Regions from separate parts of the Mus musculus genome. Here region 2 is linked to region 1. Evidence: chromatin loops called from intact Hi-C (ENCODE). Cell type or tissue: gastrocnemius. All regions are shown on one strand. Links, peaks and the distances in the headings refer to the core of each region. The heading gives the core; the rest is flanking DNA. Region 1 has its middle 8.8 kb from the start of Mir6953. Region 2 holds the start of Oplah (5-oxoprolinase (ATP-hydrolysing)).

Region 1 (10,790 bases), core at 1,783-9,782:
GCTGGCCTCGAACTCAGAAATCCATCTGCCTCTGTCTCCCAAGTGCTGGGATTAAAGGCGTGCACCACCACTGCCGGGCTGGGTTTGTTTTCAAGCAGATACCTCCCGAGAGAAACTAGAGATCTCTGGCAGGAACAGGTGCAGAAAGCAGCAAGCAGGCTTCTGAGATGAATTAGGACTATGAGCAAATAGTTCCCCCAGCTCATGAGGTTGACTGGAAGGGCAAGGATCCGGAAGGTTTCTCTTGCTGAAAGTAAAACCGAAACCACGATCCTGATGCTAACACAAGCATTTGAGAAAGTGGAAGCTTTCATATTGGTCTGTGGAGATGGCTCATTGAGGAAAACAGTGGTTATGCAAACATAGGAACTATCTATATACCTCCAGGACCAGGGTAACGTCAGGCATGGTAGTGTGCGTCTGTAATTCTCACGCATCATCAAGATAGGTGGCAGATGGGAATCTGTAGACACTTGCAGGCCAGCTATCCTGGAGGATGCAGCAGTTAACAACAAAGGGACCCCATCTCAAAGTGGAAGGCAAGGACAGACACCCAGTGTGTCCCCTGACCCATGTCCACACAACACGGCATGCACATGCCTCCACAAAACACACATAGCACATGAAAATTTTTTTTTTAAAGAGCTCAGAAAGTTGATGTGTGAAGTTGAATGGAATCCAGTATGAGGTAATGTTGGCGCTCGAGTGAGGAAGAAAAGCACTTTCCAACACTTGGGATCTGCCCTGTCCTATCTGTGAGGTCTCAGTGTAGCTAGGAACTGAGCTGGCACCCACAGATAGAGACACCCAGGGTTGCTAGGAGCTGGTCTGGCCCCCACAGATAGAGGCTTGATGTTCTGTTTTAACAATTTCACAAAACACTGACAGCAGACCAGGCGGCACTGTTACCATGATGGGTCAAAACAAAACAAAACAAAAACAAACAAACAAAAAACCAAGACCCCTCTTAATCACAGCTAAATGGAAAAAACATAGGAATTAGTCAAGCTGTATTCTCTCCATGTCTATGGCTCAAGAATTACCGGCTTCCATGGATAGTAATCCAACGTGGTCAAACCATAGATGTGCCCAAGAGAGCACTTACAGGGTCAACTACACTAACACCAAAGACTTATTTGCATAAGTAAAAATTACATCTTGCTCTCAAGATTAAACAATACAGGCATTTATGGGGGAAAAAATGTTCACCTCTTTATCACAGAGCAACGTTATCATTGCTGCCTGTTGCAAAGCACAGTAAAGGGTTAGCTAGCTCTAGACTCCAGCTCGAGACCATCTCAGATCCCCACACACTTCCTCTGATGAGATAGGGCTACTGTTCAGCATCTCAGGGTTGGAAGCATCCTCAGAGCAGGATCTGTGACCTGAATTTGACACAGAGCCCAGCACCTAGTGCAGAGCCTGGCACACCATGGTGTCAATCAAACGGAATGAATCAAGTTAACAAGCACCAGCTGCCCCAGGACAAATGACAAGGTGGTCTTTGGCTGACCATCAGCATCAGTGGGTGGTGCCTTGGCCATAAAGGGAGTAAAACTAAGGCCCTGGTAGAACAGGGTCATGTTTGTGGAAAGCACCCGATGGGAGAAGGATGGACTAACAAGGGAATCAAAGCTGAGGGTAGCCTACTGTAGGCTGGCAGCTCAAATATCTGAAGTATTATTATGCAGGCAACAATGGCTCTGAAATGGTTTGGGCAGAGGTAGGAAAACTGGTCAGGACCCTGTAGTGGCGCAGGCCAGGAGGACCAGCACTCAGGGATGGGAGGAGGTCAGAGTGAGGAGACTCCATGGAGATCTGGCATCAGCCCTGCAGGCCAAATTGGCTCCTTTTCTAGTGGGGTCCAGATGCTCCTCCCTGGGTTACTGAGGCCTGTTCTGGCACCCAGTCACTCCTCAGGTGCTACTCTGTCTCAGACTTTGCAGGACATTGGAGACCTTTCAGAATGGCCAGACCTATGTATCTCTTCCCCTCAACTCTGACTTCTCAACTCCCATTTCTTCAGTAACAGAGTTGCTTCTCCCTGTAAACACCCTGCCCGATGGATGCGCTTGCTCAGCCACACCCTTTACCTTGGCCACACCCTCTCCCTCTTCACTCCCACCTCTAACTGGAAGGCCCTTGCACACCTATCATCTTTCATACCAGCCTGGCTTGTGTTTCACCACCTTCCAGAAGTTTCCTGGTTCTGGGATAACTCTAGCATCAGGCACAAGCCCTCCTCTTGATCCAAATATCATCATGACTTCTGGGCAATTAAGTTCTAGCGTTTGAACGTGTCTCTCCTGTCACACACGATCGTCACTACGGCAGGCAGCCTGTGAGAAAATAGTTGCAGCTGTGTGATTGACAGAAATTGCCCTGAGTAGACCAGATATCACATTTGGGAAACTCAGGAAAAAGTCCTGGTAAGTTCCTGGGCTCTTGCCTGGAAACCTGGAAACTAGAGGAAGAGGTGAGGCAGCCAAAAAAACCACAACCCAGGCTCCACCCACCTCTGCCCAAACAGTTATGGGAAATTAGTCCACTCCCTGTGCCTGGCAGTGGATGAAGTGAATTTCTTCTTTTTTAAGAAAGAAAGAGAGAACGAAAAGATAATATCACCTAGACACAGCATCTGTCATTTCATTAAACTTACTAGGTATTTCAAATTATAGGATTGTCTGGCTAACGTCCAAGAGAAAGTCAAATGACAGAAACAGACCTAGAGGTGGTTCCTTAATGGAGAGAAAACACAGTCTTTAGTACAAAATTAGGAAAAAATAGAAGTGGAAGCGGTAGGATGTAGAAGAAATGTGGAAAATTCCATCAAGTATTCAACTCTATAACAATAACAAGAATCACCTGGGCGTGGTGGCACATGCCTGTAAGGCCAGTACTCAGGAGGGAAAGGCAGGCGGATCTCTGTGAGTTGGAGGCCAGTGTGGTCTTCAGAGTGAGTTCCAGGACAGCCAGGGCTACACAGAGAAACCCTGTATCCCTGTCATTCAGATAGATAGATAAATATGTGTGGGTGGAGTATGGGTGTGTGTGGGTGTGTATGTGTGGGTGTGAATACACTGTAGTTGTTTTCAGACACACCAGAAGAGGGCATGAGATCCCATTACAGATGGTTGTGAGCCACCATGTGGTTGCTGGGAATTGAACTCAGGACCCCTGGAAGAGCAGTCAGTGCTCTTAACTGCCGAGCCAACTCTCTAGCCTGAGAAACCATGTCTGAGAGAGAGAGAGAGAGAGAGAGAGAGAGAGAGAGAGAGAGACTCAAATTGAGCTTTAAATTTTTTTCTTTTTAAGGTAAAGTCTCAGAGGGGATGGAGAGATGGCTCAGAGGTTAAGAGCACTTACTGCTCTTGTAATGGACCAGTGTTTCATTCCCAACTCCTATATGATGGCTCACAGCTCTCAGTAACTCATTTCAGGAGATCCAATGCCCAGTCCCGACATCCACATGCAACACATGTACATGCAAGCAGACAAAATACTCATGCACATAACATAAATAATCTAAAATCTGTTCTTAAAGGAACCAAAAAGGGCTTGGAGCACAGGGCCATAGTAAACTCTTACCTAGTATATTTCAGGCCCTGGGTTTGAGACCCAACTACATAAAATAAAAAAATAAAAATAAAAATAAAATAAAATAAACTCAAGAAAATAGAAGCTAACAGATTTGGAGAGGTTGTGGAGAAATGCAAGTCCTCTTGCACGAATTGTAGGAACAGTACTGGGGGAGACAAGAGCAGTTTCTAGAGGAACTAAAAATAGCATGGGTCCAGTTACAGACTATAATAATCAAAGATCGAGTGATAAGAGCCTAGTCATTTTATAGACGTTAAATAGTAAAGAAGTACATAAGCTGTACCAAAATTATGATGCTTACCATGGAAAAGACCTACAGTTTGCTTGTGGATGTGGGTTCTTTCGAAGTGAGTTACCTGAAATCTGGTGGAAAGATGTAACACCAGGTGTAAGGCACCCAGGTGTGTGTGGCTGGTGTGTCCTTCTTGGGCTGCGGTTTGTTTTTATATAACTTTATGTGTATGAGTGTTTTGCCTGCGTGTGTTGATGTACACCACATATGTGTATATATCGATACACGCAGGCATACGTGGAGGCCAAAAGAGGGTGTCAGGTCCTCTAGAACTGCAGTTATAAACATGTAAGCCAGCACGTGGGTGCTCAAAGGGAGCTGGGGTCCTCTGCAAGCGTGTAAAGGGCTCTTAACTGCTGAACCATCTCTACAGCCCATCTCATAATGTTTCTGGTGGACAAAATTAAACACAGAGACGTAGCATTTGCTCTCTCAGTCCCAATTGTTCCCAAATATATCAATAGTGCCGAAGCCAGTTTGCATCCCAAAACGGTCCAGCAAAATTGTTTGGTGACTTACTCCTTTAACCGCTTTTCCAAAAATGCAACCATCCCAGCTGTACCAGACAAGGTTATCTCTATCTATCCCTGTCATGAAAGTGTAGCAAAAGTGTCTAAGGACCCAAAGGACTGGAAAAAAAAAAAAAAGCCAGATCCCCATTTGAGCTACAGTCACCACTGTAAGAGGTGGGATTACTCCTAGGGGTGGGACCAACAACTGACCAGAGCAGGGTTTGAGAATTGATTGGGTAAAGCAGGTATCCATCATTCCCCACCAAAGAGCTCTTAAAAAGTGTTTGTCAGAGAGCCAATCTCCTCCCAAAGTTCTAGGAAGTGGTTTTGGAAAGACCTTTTTGATTAGTTGAAACCTATCAGAGATTAATTCCCAGGCCACACAGGAAGGGCTGGCCCAAGAGTCCAGGAAGAAGCCAGGCTTCCTCAGGGCAACATCTGCCACTGGGATCTGGCTGCAGCCCAGCTAGGGACACATGACCTGGCAAGGTTTGCCTCCAGCCTAAGATCAAGGACAAGGAGGTCTTCGTAGCTGCAGCATAGGGTGGCAGTGTTACAGGGAAGGCTTCGGTCCTGTGCCTGTCCTCCTGTCTGAGAGTCAGCTCCCTAACCTGGATCAAAATAAGCCAGTGTGGATTGTACATCTCCAGACCACTTCAGCAGCCCTTCCCCACCAGCCCAGGGAGGATGCTAAAGAACCCAAGATGTAGAAGTCTGTATTCATTATTGGGGTTCATTTACACTCACCATTAATAGCTGTCCCTTTAGATAGCCAAGTGTAGGTGCTGTGAATTCCACTTACAGAGAAGGAATCCAATCTGAGGTGCCCGCACACTCCCAGAGGGACATGGCCAGTAAAATGCTGAGTTGCATTTAAACACCGTTCCTCGGACTGTCACTGAGTCACTGTTCTGTTGCTGTGAAGAGACATCGTGACCAAGGCAACTCTTATAAATGAAAGTATTTAATTGGGGCTGGCTTACAGTTTCAGAGGTTCAGTCCATTATCATTGTGGGGGGGGGGGAGGAAGATGACAGCACTTAAGCAGACATGGTGCTGGAGAAGTAGCAGAGAGTTCTACATTCATATCCATAGGCAGCAGGAAGAGCCCACCACTAGCCCTGGCTTTGGCTTTTGATAAATTCAAAGCCCACCCCCAATGACACACTTCCTCCAACAAGGCCACACCTCCTAATCCTTTTGAAATAAATGCTACTCCCTGATGTCTAAGGATTCAAATATAAGAGCCTATGGGTACTGTTCTTATTCAAATCACCACAATCCGCTGCCAATTCCCTCTGTTTACAGAGACTCCTGATGGAAACTGCCTTTAAAGGACTTGTTATGATTGAGCTGAGATGAGAGTTGGGAAGAGGGTCATTCACTCAGAAGCAGGCTACCTGACAACACTCTCCATATCTGTCTTGGCTTCATGGGTTCAGACAGTGTGTCTGAGGTGCCAGACAGCCCTACTGTCCTAGAGTGCTGGAGGAACAAACTGAAGGGGAGGAAGGCTCCAGTGACTTGGGGGAGGGCACACCACCTGTTAGGTCAAGGAAACAGGGTAAGGAGCAGTGAGAGCACTCAGGGAAGGGACAGGCACCCAAAGGGGTCAAATTTCAAGAGGTCTGGACTTCACTCAGAGGCCAGGAGCGAAGACAGCAGTTAGTGCCAGAAAGTGTTCATTTGATACTCCACAGAATGGTTAAGAGCCTTCAGAAGGGACAGTAATGGATTCAAGGGACCTGACTAAGCCACTATCCTATACCCTGGTGCCTCCAGTCATAGAATAAGAGCAGCCACTTTCTTCACTCCAAATCCTCCGACCCTCCAACGTGTGTGTGTGTTCCTTCACTCCAAATCCTCCGACCCTCCAACGTGTGTGTGTGTGTGTGTGTGTGTGTGTGTGTGTGTGTGTGTGTGTGTAAACTACAAAGTACTTCTATCAGCCCACAGACTAGCATTGGCTGGCTTGCATTTCCTCTTCCTGTGGCCATTCTCCAATCATCTCGTGGGCCTCCTTAAAGATCTTCAAAAACATACCAAGCCTGGGTCTTTGTACTATTACTCCCTTAGTTTGAAAAGTTGTGCCTTTGTTGTTGTTATTGTTGTTGTTGTTGTTGTTGTTATTTATGTAGACTGGGTCTCATGTGACTGTGGGAACTCTCTATGTAGACTAGATTGGTCTTAAATTCACAGAATCTGCTTCTGCACCCTGAGTGCCATGATTGGAATTTTAAAAATGTGTGCCACCATACCCATTTGTTGCTTTTGTTGTTTTGGTTTTTTGGTGTTTTGTTTTGTTTGAGACATGGTTTCTCTGGAACCTGGCTGGAACTCTGGCTGTGCTGGAACTCACTCTGTAGACCAGGCTAGCTTTGAACTTGGAGATCTGCCTGCTTCTGCCTCCTGAATGCTGGGATTAAAGGCATGCACCACCACCTCCTGTCTTTAGAAGACTTTAAATCGCATTTTATTTGTTTTGTGTTTGGGGGTGGTACGCGGGTGCCGCTGCAGACAGGCAGACATCAGAGAACCATCCACCAGAGTGGGTTCTCTCTCTTCACCATGTAAGTCCTAGGAATCTAATGCTGCCAGGCTTGGTGGGAGGAGCTCTTACTGACTGGCATCTCACAACCCAGTTTTGCCTTTTTTCAGTTCCTACCTTCAGCCCCCCTGCCAAGCACGACCTTGTTAGGAAAGCTATTCTAAGTCCTCCAACAGCGTTCTCCCCTGGTTTCCCCTTTCCTGGTCTCATCTCTGCTCATGATAATATAATTTTGTCTGCCATCTCCTTTCATGGACCCACCATCCTTCCTCCTGCTAGGAGGTTGGCCCCATGGCAGCCTGGACTTTGCTGTGCTCCCTGTCCTGTAGGAGTTGGCTCTTGATGGCTACTGTGAAAAATTACCTAAGCACCATCCTTTCTGTAGCCACAGATCAGCAGCACCGCTGCCGGCTTCTGAGGAATAAATAGGCTATAGCATGGGAAATGTCTCGTAGCCTACAGTTACCTAGCCATGACTAAGCTCTTAGTTCCCAGGCCATGGACTGGGGAGATGACTCCATAGGATTAAACCTGAGTTGAAATCCTGAAAATTCACATAGAAAGTGGGACATGGTTACTTGCACGCAGTGAACCGAGCAGTGTTTGGGGGCAGAACCAGGAGGATCTTTGAAGCTCAGGTTCAGCACACATCTTGTTAGGGTTTCTATTGTTGCAATAAAAACACTATGAACATCTTGGAGAGGTGGCTTAGCGGTTAAGAGCACTGGTTGCTCTCCTAGAGGTCCTGAGTTCAGTTCCCAGCACCCACATAGTGGCTCACAACCATCTGTAATGAGATCTGATTCCTCCTAGTGTCCATGAAGACAGAGTACTCATATATGTAAACTAAACAAATCTTTAAAAACAAACAAACAAAAAGAAAAAAAACCCAAAAAACAAACAAACAAAAAACCACCGTGAACAAGAGAAGGTTGGAGGGGAAAGGTTTTATTTTCGCTTACACCTTGTCGTCCACCTCCAGGGAAGTCAGGGCAGGATCTCGGGGCAGGAACCTGAAAGCAGGAACTGATGCAGAAGCCATGAAGGGTTACTTACTTGCCGCTTTCTCGTCAAGGCTTACTCAGCCTGCTTTGTTAAACCCCTGGAACCACTGGGGTGGCGCCTCCCACATCAATCACTAGTCAGTAAAATGTACCTCAGACTTGCCCATTGGGGGAAGCTGGTGGGAGTATTTTCTCAAGTGGTACGTTCTCTTTCCAGGCGACTCAAGCATGTGATAAGTTGACATAAAAACTAGCCAACACCGTGAGACAACCTCAAGTGACTAAGACACCTCATCTCAATTGACTAAGGTGGAGAGAGTTAGAGGACACCCAAAGTCTCACACCACAGTCTTCATCCCTCTCTCATCTCTATGTGACCGTGCACGCACACCCACATCCACATAAAAAAAAAATGTCAGGCCTGTCTAACATCTATACTCTTCTGTCTTCCCCCAGCCAGACTGGGGGAGGATTACAAGCAGGGAATTGGGCTAGGGAGCTCAAGTGTTCCCATGAGCTTCCGGGGAGCAGTTCCTGCTGGATAAACAGAGAGAGAATGAGGCTTCAGATGCCTGGCTGCTCAATGATAATCCCCAGAACACATCATGTGCCGGAGCTGACAGGTTCCAGATCGACGGTTTAATGAGGTAATGTGTTTCAGGCGGAGGCTGCCGCTGCCTTATCCCCCATTACCTCATCTAGTGCTCCCAAGGACCGCAGGAGGAAGGGCGTTATTATCTCTACACCGACATGAAGAGAAGGAGGCCTGGAGAAAGTGGGGAACTGGCCCAGGCCCACAGCACTTAACTCAGGGATCAGGCGTGGATCCAAGCAGTAACAGGTCTGATGGGAATGGACCAGTTCACGCCCCCCCCCCCCCCAGAGAGGCAGCACACAGGCTGAGTTCTGAAGGGGTAATGACAGACAGGAAGACAGGGAAAGACAGCATGGGCCTGAGGTTGGGCACCCTGGAGTTTGCTGTGGACTGACAGTGTATGTACCCTCGAAATTCATATGTTGAAATCCTAGCCCCAAAGTAATGATATGGAAGGGACATGTTTTATATATATATGCATGTGTGTGTATGTGTATATATATATATGCATGTGTGTGTATGTATATATATATATGCATGTGTGTATATATATACATATATATATACATACATATATATATATTCTCTGTCTCAAAAAAGAAAAAAGAAAAAGGACACCAATAATCTTGCTCCCTCCTCTCTCTCCACTTTCCACTTATGGGGACACAGGAGACTATGACTATTGTCAGCATGCTAGGAAGGGATCCTAAGTCAGAGAAATTCAGATCTTCCAGGACCTTGATCTTCTGCTGCTACCTGTGGGAAAGAAAGCTGTGTTGTTCCCATTGCCAAGTCTACAGTAATTTGTTGTCCTGCAAAGATACAGTATGAGCTTCTGGAACCCCCAACCCCATTCTTCCAGCAGGTTTCTGCCAGCCTGCTCTACCTGGTGGGTAGAATTGAGCCCTGTGCCCTGCTAGCTTTCCAGAGCTGATCATTCCTACTTTTGTTTTTTGTTTTGTTTTGTTTTGTTTTGTTTGTTGTTGTAGTTGTTGTTTTAAAGCAGCTATGGAACCAGCAATGATGACATTTTCAAGCCGCCAAAGCCTCAGAGAGCTTCCTGGTCTTTGCATTTGGGCCCAGCCCTTCTACAAGGGATAATTTGGGGGGTGAGATCCAGGTCTTATACCCCCAAATCTCTGCTTCTAGCCAAGACCTCTGGAGATTTTCTTACCTTTCTTGGTGTTTTGAGACAGAGTTGCTTCGTAGCCCTGGCTGTCCTAGAGCTAACTCCATAGACCTGGTTGGCCTCAAACTCATAGAGATCCACCTGCCTCTGCCTCCAGAGTGCTGGGATTAAGGGTATGCACCACCATAGATTTTCACTAAGGCCTTTCTTCCTAGCCATGAGCCTTGCATAGATATACAGATGCCCTGACTCTCCTGAACACCATCTACCTTCCCAAGATTACAACCCAGTCTAGGGAGCTCACAAGTATAATCCCCACATTCAGGAGGCAGGAGGATTGCTTTGAGTTTGATGCTATTCTGAACTGCAGAGTGAATTCCAACCCAGCCAGGGCTACAGAATGAGACACTGCTGTCAAGAAAATCACTAAAAAAAAAAAAAGTGCTCCTAGTTAGTGCCTTGTCTAGTCTGCCAGTCAACACACAACCGTCCCCAGCAGCTGCTGCCATTCTGTCACGCCAGACCCACCTCTAACTTGCCAACCTTCAGTCAAAAAGGGGTAAATAAAGAAGACTCTGGAGCATGGCTCATACAGGACAGACCGCCCGCAAAGCACTATTGTAACGCACGCACTCTCAACAGACACTGTCCAGGCGGTGGTAGTGCAACAACTCTAACCACAGCACTTGGGAGGCAGAGGCAAGCAGGTGAGTTCCAGTTCAGCCTGGTCTTCAGAGCTAGTGCTAGGACAGCTAAAACGACAGAGAGAAACAGGCCACTGGCAAGAATGTGCACTAAAGAGTTGAAGAAAGAGCATCATTAGAGTCCTTGTACCGTGGAACTCCATACGGATGCCCTGTCAGAAGTCTACTGAACCTCTCAATTACAAATTCCACCATCAGTATCTGGTGTAAGAAACTGGTCAGGACTTCAGACCAGATCTGTGCTTCCAGAGCATCATTTTACAGGAGGCAAATGAAGAGTTCTCGGATTGACCTTTTTGAAGATAGCCAATCCGTATGTTATCCATGCCAAATGTAAAGCGATTATGCCGTAAGCTCTCCACCCAGGCTGCACAGCACATGTGTGGAGATTGTGGTATAGAATCCA
Region 2 (10,790 bases), core at 991-8,990, 50 kb after region 1:
CCCCTCCAAGGCTCTACCAATCCAGACTTACCTGTTGTTGTCAATGATCAGGCAGGGCCCTTGAAGCTGATGCCCGTAGCCTAGTTCTCCTAAAAGGTACACGGGAGTCTCCTGATAACCCCCTTCAAAGTAGCACTGGGTCACCTGCAGAAGGTGTGGAATGAGCTGGGCTCCCAGAACATTTCTCCTGAGGCCTCTCAACATAGCTGGACCTCCCCATTAACCCTTGCTCCCTGAGGTCCCGAGGATGTAGGTGGACCAGCACAGCAAGGCCTCCAACCTTTTCCACATGCGGAGGTCCACTCTGGATTTTGGAGGTCTCCTCCAGCTGAAGTCCACTACGGCCAGTTCCCCTCACACGCACATCATCTACCACCACCGAGCGCTCAGGAATGATGAAGCCAAACTCTCTCATGTACCTGCACCCACCCATCAAAGGGAGCAATGAGGACCAAGCAACCAGACCAGCAGGCCACATGCTAAACTCACGGGAGAACACATATACCTCTCGACAAACGCTGCTCCAAAGTCACCAGCACGGGGTGAGCAGGTTGTGGCCGGATGCTGATTGGCAGACACCATTAGGGCACAGTCAGTGCCTTGGTAGCGAAGGTGCAGGAAGCTCTCGGTGCTGATCTGAGACCTGTAGGAAGCAGGCTGGGGTACTTACCCAGTACTATCTGAGGGAACCTTTCCTGCTTCCTCAGGCGCTGTGAGACCCTTGTCCTAAAGACTCAGGAACATCTGGGAAGTCATCCAGTGGCATCCAACCAAAGGGGAGGTGGAGACAAAGCCAGTGCTGTGCTCCTCGGTGGTCCATGACTTACCTAGAGAAGCCCTGGGCCTGCAGGGCATCCACACACTGCTCCTCCAGGCGGCTCAGTCTCTGGTCCAGTTGTGCAAAGGTTTCAGGTGTGTAAGACAGGGAACAGGGCTCCTGTGCTTCGTGAACCACATCGGCCAAGGCCAGTCCCAGTGCTGACAGCAGCCCGCTGTGCCTGCAGAAATGGGTGGTGCGGCGGTGTGGGGACAATCCTCAAAGCCAATTCCCTCGGCTAAGGGCACATGCTCATATGCAGACCCACCTGTGAATATGCACAGTGTCCATACCCAGGGCCCGGGCAATGGCACAAGCGTGTTGCCCACCGGCTCCTCCAAAGCAAGCCAGTACATGGGCTGAGGGGTCGTGGCCTCGTGCCTGGTGATCCAGGAAGGGCTAATAAATAATCTTTCATACACGTGACAGCCCCCCATCCTGTCCCATTTCTGTAGAAAGTAGTTCCAATGCTTTGATCGCTTTGACTGAGAATCTATGTTTACTGATGCTGAAGGTCCTAGCTCCCGATTGGTTTTTGGTCTATCAGTAAAGATGCCAGTGGCCAATGGCTGGGGTGCGTGGGGGTTGGGGAGGGGGAAAGGCAGGACTTCCAGGTTCCCACAGGCTAGGAAAGAGGAAGAGGATTGAGACACTTAGGGGGAAGAGGAAGAAGGGAACACAGCATCGAGGAGAAAGCCAACCAGCTATGCGAGTTTCCAGGGAAGTAAGTGGCCTCTGGCCTCTGGCCTCTGGCTGCTCCCCTGACTAGCGTTGCAGGGGAAGGATTAGGAGTGCCCAGTCATTGTGTTATCCAAGGCATTTCAAGATGAACTGGCGTGTGCTACCCATTTCTGGTGGTCTAACAGAGTATAGGATCAGGGCTAGGGCAGACATGTGATGGTGGGCAGAGGGGACACACCTGTGTGAGGGCACGGATAGGCCGGCACATGGCTTCGTTGGCAACACGCACAAACCCCATGGCCACCTCCTCCAGACTTAGCTGGGAAGCTGGGCAGGGTCCACTGGCCAAGAAACTGTTGACCTCCATGGCCACAGCCTCTAGAGCCTTTCGGGAAGCCTCGGGAGACAATGGCTGGTCTTCTCCTGGCCCAAAAATGCAGGGGAAGGAGGCAGGCAGCAGGCGACCCAGAACCAGATTAGCATCTGTCACTGTCACAGGACCCCCTGGGAAGAAGGAACTGAGTGTGGGTTGGAGGCTAGAGAGGCACAAGTGGCCAGCAGGGACAGGCCTAGAACACCATGGGGCTAGGTCCAGCAAGGCAGTGGCTAGCCCTTACCTTTGCGGTAGCAGGCAGGACCTGGGTGGGCACCTGCTGACTCTGGACCAACCACAAAGAGGCCAGACCTTGGGGGATAAAAGACAGGAATTAGAGGCATGGGGAGGTCGGGGGGGGGGGGTGGAATAAAGAAGCTTAGAGGTTATAACTGAAGAGGTAGGAACTGACCTGAAGAAGAGGCGGGAACCCCCGCCAGCTGCCACCGTATTGATGTCCAGCTGTGGGGCCTGGAGGGTAACACCTGCCGTGCTAGCCTCAAAGACGTGCTCAAACTCTCCAGCATAGCGGCTCACATCTGTGGATGTGCCTAATGGCGGCGGCAACAGCAGACAAGATGCTAGGAGTCGCCCCCAAGACCTGAGCCCCCAGCATCCTCCAGCTAGGTAGCTGAAGGTCTTCCCTCACCCACCCACTTCAGCCTTCATACCTCCCATGTCAAAGCCAATGACAGGCTGACCACCTTCCAGCTGGTAGGTGGTAGTGGAGTAGCCAACCACACCACCAGCAGGGCCAGAGAGCACAGCCCGGGAGCCACTGAAGGCATCCATGGGTGCCAGGCCACCATCGGAGCGCATGAAGAGGACTTGCACATTCTATGAATGGGGAGAGCGGACAGCGATGAGCTGGGCAGGAGCAAGGCCAGGGCCTGGAGCACGGTGGTCAACAGGCCTCACCTTTAGCTGGCCCTGGAAGCCTCGGCGGAAGCCCTGCACATAGCGCTGGATGGTGGGAGTGAGGTAAGCATCTGCACAGGCCGTATGCCCCCGAGGAACAATCCGCACCATGGGCATGACTTCCGAGGACAAGGAGACGTGCGTGAAGCCCAGCTCCCGGGCCAGTGTGCCCACCTGCTGCTCGTGCTGGGCCCACCTACAACGAGAACCCAGGGTTTGGGTGGGGGGGACTCTGTGCCTCCCACCCAACACCTTTCCAGCTTTCCTCTAGATCCAGTCTCCACGCACGGGAAACAGCCCTCACTCACGTGTACGAATGCATGAGTACCACTGCCAGGCTGTGAATGCCCCGAGTCAAGAGCCCCTCCAGCTTCCCACGCAGGGCTGCCAGATCCACAGGCTGCTGTATCTCTAGCAGGTCCCCTGTACAGCCTGAAACAAGCCCAAAGCCCCCATTCAAAAAAATTGCCAGGCTCTGCCTACCCCAAGAACCTCACACAGGATGTCAGCACCATGCGCACCTTTGACGGGAGAGCCGGCACCGGGTTCTCCACGATACAGCAGCACTCGCTCGTCCACCTCCACGACCTCCTCATACAGTACCTCTGGCATGGGCACAGCCTGAGGGCAGGCAGAGGCTCAGAGGAGACCCCGGCCTGAGTGGTCTATGGGGTCCTGCATGATGTCGCAGTGCGGGCCAAGGGGATGTGTTCCAAAAAGCTAGGAGACAGTCAAAATGGCCCAGCAAGGTCCACCCAGAAGGCTTCTCTCTGTACCCAAGCCCAAGCCCTTAAGAACTAGAGAACCAGCACCCTACCTCAAGAGGGCAGCTTCTTCCAGGAATTCAAAGGTGGAACTTCTATGTTCTCACCTTGAACTGGCAGAGTATTCCCATGCCAGTCTGGAAGTATGAGGACACGGGTCCTGCTAGCAGTGCTCAGTCTCCTTAAGGCCTACTAGCCACCATTGCTTCACAGACCTCCCCACAAGACCTTGGCTGGGGGAGGGGAAAGAGTGCACAAGCTTCACCTAATGCCCAGTTGGCACGGGAGAGCTCACCAGGTCAAAGAGGTCTGGGCGGGCCTGAGTGCCAATATGCAGCAGGTCTCGGAAACCGCGAGTCACCAGCAGTGCCACCCGTTCTCCCTGCCGTTCCAACAGAGCATTGGTGGCCACGGTGGTACCCATGCGGATGCTGGCGATGTGACTGGTGTCTAGCGGCCGGCCTCGGGGCAGCAGCACACCCCTCTCCTGGGGACCACATAGTCAGGGGGAGAACCTCAGGTTGGGGTCTCCCTAACACCTCCCCTCTGCCCGCCACTGGCCCTGGCCCACCTGCTCTAGAATTCGGCGGATGCCCTCTGTGGGTGCGTCTGCATAGTTGGCAGGATCCTCTGAGAGCAGCTTCAGGACACGTACATGCCCTCCTGGGCACTGGGCAAAGACATCTGTAAAGGTGCCACCACGGTCGATGGCAAAATGGAAGCGCTCTTCTGGGCTGCCCATGATGTTGAAGCTGGAGTCCAGCAGTGGCTCTTCGGCTGGTAGCCCTGGGAGAACTGGACAGAAGAGCCTGTCACTGGGAGTGAGGGGGGTTGGGGTTATTACTGAGGGGGGGCCAGGTTTCTAAGAAGAGGCTGGGATGGGAAACAAATGGATCCCGAGTCTAGAAGGTGCCCTGGGGAGGAGTCATAGAGTAGCTCTGGGTTTGGCAGGAGCTGCAGGACCCAGTCATAGGGTGGCCAGAGTAGAGTCAGAGCCAGGCAAGCCCAAATGCCAGCCACTGTCCCGGTGGCACAGGTCTGAGAGTCCTGCTGCCGATGGAAAGCCAGTACTTGGATTAGAGATAAAAGGACCCCGGAGCCCTTTCTTGCGGGAGGAGCCTGGATTCTTTCCTCAGGGAAAGGCACCCGAGTTAGGCTGGGCAGGTAAGAAATAGCTCCACTCCCCACTCTGCTCAAGTTTCCTGGCCCAGGCTTTATAGTCACTGGAACCCTACAGAATCTGTACAAGAGTGGGGCGAGGCTGAAAAGAGCGGAGGTACAGCGGAGCCCTCAGGGGGAAAGTAGGAAAGGCGGTAGCACAGACCCCACCAGCAGCCGAATCCGCTCTAGTCTTGCTTGTGTCCCGCTGCGCTTCCCGAAGGCCCTGCCCCCACCTCGGGGTGGGGCCTGGAGAAACACACCCCCACTCCCAACACACACACACAAACACAGACACACAAGCCTGGCGTGCCTGGCCCTCCGGATTACGTAATTGCGGGCCGGGCCTGAGCACCTCCTCCTTCGCCCAGAGCGATCCACGGATTGAGGGACTGAGTGGCCCTTGCCAGCAGGGGCGGACCCAGCGCTTTGGCTCAAGGGCACCTTGATTCTCGGAATTGCTGAACCTCTCTGCAAGTTCTGGGTCGCCGAAAGTGGACGCCCTTGATACCCAACTTCAGGTCTCTAAGTAACTGGTTGTACCCTAATGTAACAACATTTCTGATGTAGTCAGACTGTTCCCCAGAGTGGGAGGACCTGAGGCAGGAGATGGGTTGGGTGGAAAGGACCCGGCAAGGAACAAGGGAAGGTAGGAGGGCCTCTTATTCAGCAGCAAAGTGGCACAAAGATCAAGAGGCCTCTGCACACATCCCACAATCAACCCTTCAGTGTAAAAAAATGGCTCAGTACACCTAAACCCTCATGTGTCTCTCCTGTAGTGACACCAACAGACATTTGGAACTGGTGTTCCCCCTCACCGAGGACAACTGGTTAAAGTCTCCGTGTCCTCTACTCTCTTTCTCTCTCTCTCTCTCTCTCTCTCTCTCTCTCTCTCTCTCTCTTCTCTCTCTCTCTCTCCAGGGTTTCTCTGTATAGCCCTGGCTGTCCTGGAACTCATTTTGTAGACCAGGCTGGCCTCGAACTCAGAAATCTGCCTGCCTCCCAAGTGCTGGGATTCAAGGTGTGCACCACCACCGCCCAGCAACCCTCTTGTTTATTTAGTCAGTCTGTAAGTGGGCTTGATTCCAAGGAGAACGTGCATAGACAGAGGAGGCCCCAGGACAACCAAGACTTATAAGCAAGGAGAGTCAGAATTGGTTTCTTGCTTTGCTGTTCCTAGAGGGGTTTTAGCCCCAGGAAAGCAGATCTTCCTTACTAGGCCAGCATTTCTATTCTTTCTATGACAGAGTCCAGGGAGCCTCAACTGTGCTGGTTGGAAGTCAGAGCCTTTACAAGCAGAGTAGAGGCTGGGCTCAAGTCAGGCCTGAGCCATTTAGCATCCAAGTGAAGGGGCATGGGCAGGTCAAACTATTAGCCATGTGTGGTGGTGATGCTGACCTTCAAGGGTGGCTCCTAAGACTGTAGGAAATCAGTTGAACCCAAAGGCCTTTCCCCATGTGCTAGGCCAAGTATCAGACAGCTTAGGGCACACACCCAAATCCCCCATTCTAAGTACACTGCTGGCTCTCAAGGCCCACTTGGGCCTAGGAGGCTAGGATGCAGGTAAGCTGGTTATGTATTAGACTTGTAGGCTCTGGGCTTCACGCCACACGTCAGGCAATGCCTGGTGCCCCTGGGCATTCAAAACCTGTCCTCATGTCCCTTTCTCATTTTGTGGATGCCAGGGTAAGGTCTATGGTACATAACTCAGTGAGATTTTCATTTCAAAACCAAAAGTAGGAGAGGGCTGGATGGTAGCCCAGTTGGTAGACTACTTGTTTAGAATACAAGAGGCCCTGAGTTCTGTTCCTAGTATGGAGAGAAAAAGTGTGTGTGTGTGTGTGTGTGTGTGTGTGTGTAGAGAGAGAGAGAACCCAGAGAGAGAGAGACCCCAGAGAGAACCCAGAGAGAGAGAACCCAGAGAGAGAGAACCCAGAGAGAGAGAGAAAACCCAGAGAGAGAACCCAGAGAGAGAGAGAACCCAAAGAGAGTCAGGAGACAGCTTTTCTCAAACTCTGTCTTGCAAGAGTACCTCTGGTACCCTCTTTCCTCTGCATCAATCTCATAGCCCACTGGCTGCCACATAGGGCATTTGCACTGACAATCCCTTAGCTCAGAAAGCTTGCCCCATCCTCATGACTGTTACTTTATTCCAACTCTGCTCAATGTCCTCAGAGGCAACCTCTCCTCTCTCCTGCACGGGCTCCCAAGACATCATCCCACCCTCATCCCTGGGTTTGCACTATCTCCCTCTACCGACCACCAGCACTCAGCAAGGAGCAGATGGCCAGACTCCCTGGGGCTAGGGTTTTCTGTGGCTTCTTTCGTATGGGCACAGGCTGGATAAGAGAACTCTGATTGGGCATACGCTGGATAAGAGAACTCTGATTGGGCACATAAGAGACCCCTGATTGGGCGCACGTTGGATAAGAGAACTCAGAAGGAAGCCCGTGGCTCACCTCTCTCGACATCCTTGAATCTGATCGTTTTCCGCTTTGGCAGCCTGGGAGTGGCAGTTGTTTCTGACAGGATGTTGGCGCTACAGAAGCTTAGGCTATTGCCCCTGCTCCTAAGGACTAGCTTCAGCTCTTGGTTTTCCTGGATGAGCTGCACCAGGCGCCGTAGTTCCTCATTCTCTTGGGCCAGCCTCTGGATCTCCTGTCGTAGGCCCTCATAGCTGCTGAGAAGGGACATGCCCAGGAGCAGCACAGCAGCTGGCCAGTGGTCTGTGGACTAGCCAGGAAAGAGAGGCTCTGCCATTGTGAGGTCAGCGTCTGACCCCACCTTTGCATTCAAAGACAGCTAGGCCCAGTCTTCCTGACTGGAGCAGGTTTCATGTGATTTGTGGCTCTGAAGGACCATCAGAGATGCCCAGACACTGCCATGGGTCTTTGCATTTCATTATTAGGCTCTTCCTGGAAGATGGAAGTTTCTCTGAGACCGCCCAGCTTAGGTATGTCATGAAAGATAACTCAGGCATCTCTACCATCCACCCGGCAATGGCCCCTGGTTACAGTCCCTTGGTCACCATGTGAGATTATGGATCTGGGCAAGTGGGGGTGATGCCTGAATCCAGGGGTTATGTAGCATCCAAGGCGGTCATGGAGGGAGGGTGGGTGTTGGAGCTACACTGCAAAGGTAGCTGCTACAGCCTTGGTAGACTGAAGAATTCAACAGGCACACGGGAAAGGGCTGGTGGCAAAGAACTGGACGGAGCAGCAGTGGTCCCACAAATGACAATGGAATATATATATATATATATATATATATATATATATATATATATATATATATATATATAAATCCAATGTTATTTTACACTGGACTTTTATAAAGGACTTCCTTCCATCCAGTTTGTCTTGTAAAATTATTATTCCATGCATCCACTTTGATTCTGTGACCTTTTCTTCATTATTGCTATTTGCTATTCAGATTTCCTTTTTTGCTTGCTTGATGAGTGCAGCTTTCACTGGTTAATTTATGGATTCTCCAGGGATTTCCCTTCCACAGCCCAGGAAACTCTGGCAAAGGTCATTCATTTGTGGAAGAGAATGGGTGTACCGGTCCAGCTGGTACGAAGTCAAACAGTCCTCTAAGCGGGGAATAAGGATGATTATAGGAAAGATAGAAAAAAAGATGCAAGAGACAGATACGGGAGGGCTGCGGGTCATCACTACGCCAGCCCCGAGTGTATTTCTCATAGACTTCTTATACCACAGCACCCTGGGAAGCAAAGCCACAAGCTAACAGAAACAATTTTGCTGAAATATACACAAGACATTTGTTCTCATCCAAAAAACCTCCCTAATTCCTACCACCAAGGTCAATAGAATCTTCAGCCCCTCCCCTTGAGCCTCAAGGCACCTCCTCTTATCACCTCATGCCTCAGCAGACCAGGAAATCTGCCAACAGACCCTGCCCTGACTCTGCATGGCAGGCAGATTCTCCGTCTCCCCTCTCTCTCTCTCTCTCTCTCTCTCTCTCTCTCTCTCTCTCTCTCTCTCAATGGCTCAGGCAGATGGGGAAGACCCACCTAGAGATACGCTGTAGATGACTAGGCACTGTAGTCCTTTCCTAACATGTATTTATTTTTCTTATACATGTACGAGTGTTTTGCCTGAATGTGTTTAAGTACCCCGAGTGCATGCTTGATGCTGTGGAGGCCAGAACAGGACCCTAGACCCACTGGAACCATAGTTACACATGGTTGAATCTGCCATGAGAATGCTGGGAACTGAACCCAGATCCTCTGCTCGAACAGCAGATACCCTTGGCCACCGAGCCATCTCTCCAGCCCCAAGGAGTGACAATTTAAATAGTTCTATAAGGAAACAACACTAGTCCCAGGAAACAGAATATTTCAAACAGTATAGATTTTTACCTGAAATGAATGGGAGGTCCAGTGAATTGAACCCCTAGGTAGACATTCTGAATGTAGAGGTGGATAGGCCCGGGACAAGCTACACACCCAATCACTATCTTCAGATCTGTGCATAAAATGGCCTCAAGTCTCACAATGATTAACTTATCGGGCGCACACGGGAGAGATTCTAGCAGATTATCTCAGGTATGTCAGACACCATTACAAGGGCCCTTCAAAGGACAGTTCTCTTCCTGGCAAAAAACACTCAAGGGCCGAAAGAGACTTCATGGAAAGGAGACACTACCTTACTAAAAAAGTGTCAGCTGGACAGGCTAGGCTCTCCTCTGGAGGCTGACTCACCAGCGACAAATTGTTGAAAAGGCTTGACTCAGAGGGTGAAGGTGGCTCCTGCCATGCCTGACTACCTAAGCTGAAGCTCTGGCCCCACAAGGTGGAAGAGAGAACTCCCAAAAGTTGAAAGCTGTCCTCTGACCCCCACGTGCTAGGCTAGCTATGACACACACAACCCCAGAGAGAGAGAATTTAAATTTTGTAATATTGAAAAGCAAAGCTGTAGCCATAGCATAGTTAGTAGGGCACTTACCCAGACTACATTTACCACCCTTAGAGGCAGGAATCAGCAGTCACTGTCCTTCTCAGCTACACAGGGAGTTCCAAGCTTGCCTAGGACTCTACAATGTAAGTAAGACATGTCCAAATATGAGTCTTCCCTATCAAATACTATTAAGCTTGTGTTTAGGGCAAGGGATTAAGACCCTTTTGTCTCCCTCACCTGTGACAGGTCCCTCCATCTTGTACCCTTGCTAAGGCCATTTCCAGGTTTAATTAGAATCCGATCTCCTTGAAAACTACCCCTCTCTAATCTAGGATGCCCTAGCTAACTTATCTTAGCCTTTATTAAAACTGCCTGTTTGTGTGAGACGCCCTTCCAGCTGACTAACCACTTATCTCAGCTTCTGTTAAAACTGCTTGCTTTAAACTGCTTACTTCTGTAAAGTCCCCCCCCCCCAGCACACACACACACACACACACACACACACACACACACGGCTGAGATGCCAGGATGTGGTTTCACCCTTTAAAAACCCCACTTTCTAGGCACTCAGAGCCATGCCTAGGTCCAACACTTGGGTGTGGTGCCAGATGGCTGGAATAAAGATTTTTAATGGCTACACACTGTGCGAGTAGCCATCTCTGGTGAGCTCCAAGGAACCCACCAGGTAAAATTTGCAAATGTTTTAGTTTTTCCTCACTCAGGAATACTTTTGTTTATTCAAAAGCCCAAAGTTCTGTGTTAGAAATGCAATGGCCTTGAGTAGTGAGCTTTTTCTTCTTAGAGCAGTGACTCCTTTCTCTTTCCTCCGTCACACACACACACACACACACACACACACACACACACACACACACTTCTGTGTAACCCCGGTTGTCCTATTACTAACTCTGTGGACCAGGCTGCCTCCCAAATGTTTGGCTTAATGGCACGCAACATCATCACCCAGCTAAGTTAGCATTTTTAAACAGTGCTTTATTTCTTAGAAATAGAATCTTGTGGGCTGGGTGAGACAGCTCAGCGGCACAAGGCCCTTCCATTGAGCCGGACAACCTGAGTTTGGTCCCCAAGACCACAGGTTAGAAGAAAAGACCCTACTCTTGTAAATTGTCCTCTGACACGGCACTCATGTGCCCCTTACA

Evidence for each region. A loop is a pair of places that touch in the nucleus more often than their neighbours do. Peaks named below come from ENCODE experiments on the same cell type or tissue, not always from the same donor. Only the 100,000 strongest peaks of a DNase experiment are listed, where the experiment ranks them.
Region 2: a loop joins it to region 1, with 2.0 times the contacts of the local background. A loop is called at or near these places in 12 of 42 quality-filtered maps.

Annotation. Positions count from the first base shown.
Region 1 is chr15:76,251,643-76,262,432 of GRCm38, forward strand. No RefSeq gene overlaps it. Among named protein-coding and RNA genes, the nearest start is that of Mir6953, 8.8 kb to the left of the region's middle. In gastrocnemius, for the core only: no CTCF peak of the experiment used is centred there; DNase peaks (open chromatin) are centred at 1,803 and 4,874; H3K4me3 peaks cover 427 bases; H3K27ac peaks cover 5,370 bases.
Region 2 is chr15:76,302,351-76,313,140 of GRCm38, forward strand. Oplah (5-oxoprolinase (ATP-hydrolysing)) reads right to left here and starts at 4,939. Exons shown (of 27, transcript NM_153122.3): 1 at 4,878-4,939; 2 at 4,125-4,348; 3 at 3,849-4,040; 4 at 3,311-3,410; 5 at 3,098-3,221; 6 at 2,790-2,985; 7 at 2,543-2,708; 8 at 2,284-2,422; 9 at 2,116-2,183; 10 at 1,737-2,002; 11 at 1,086-1,198; 12 at 828-998; 13 at 506-643; 14 at 281-419; 1 more. The coding sequence starts at 4,295. In gastrocnemius, for the core only: no CTCF peak of the experiment used is centred there; DNase peaks (open chromatin) are centred at 5,024 and 7,053; H3K4me3 peaks cover 2,414 bases; H3K27ac peaks cover 3,123 bases.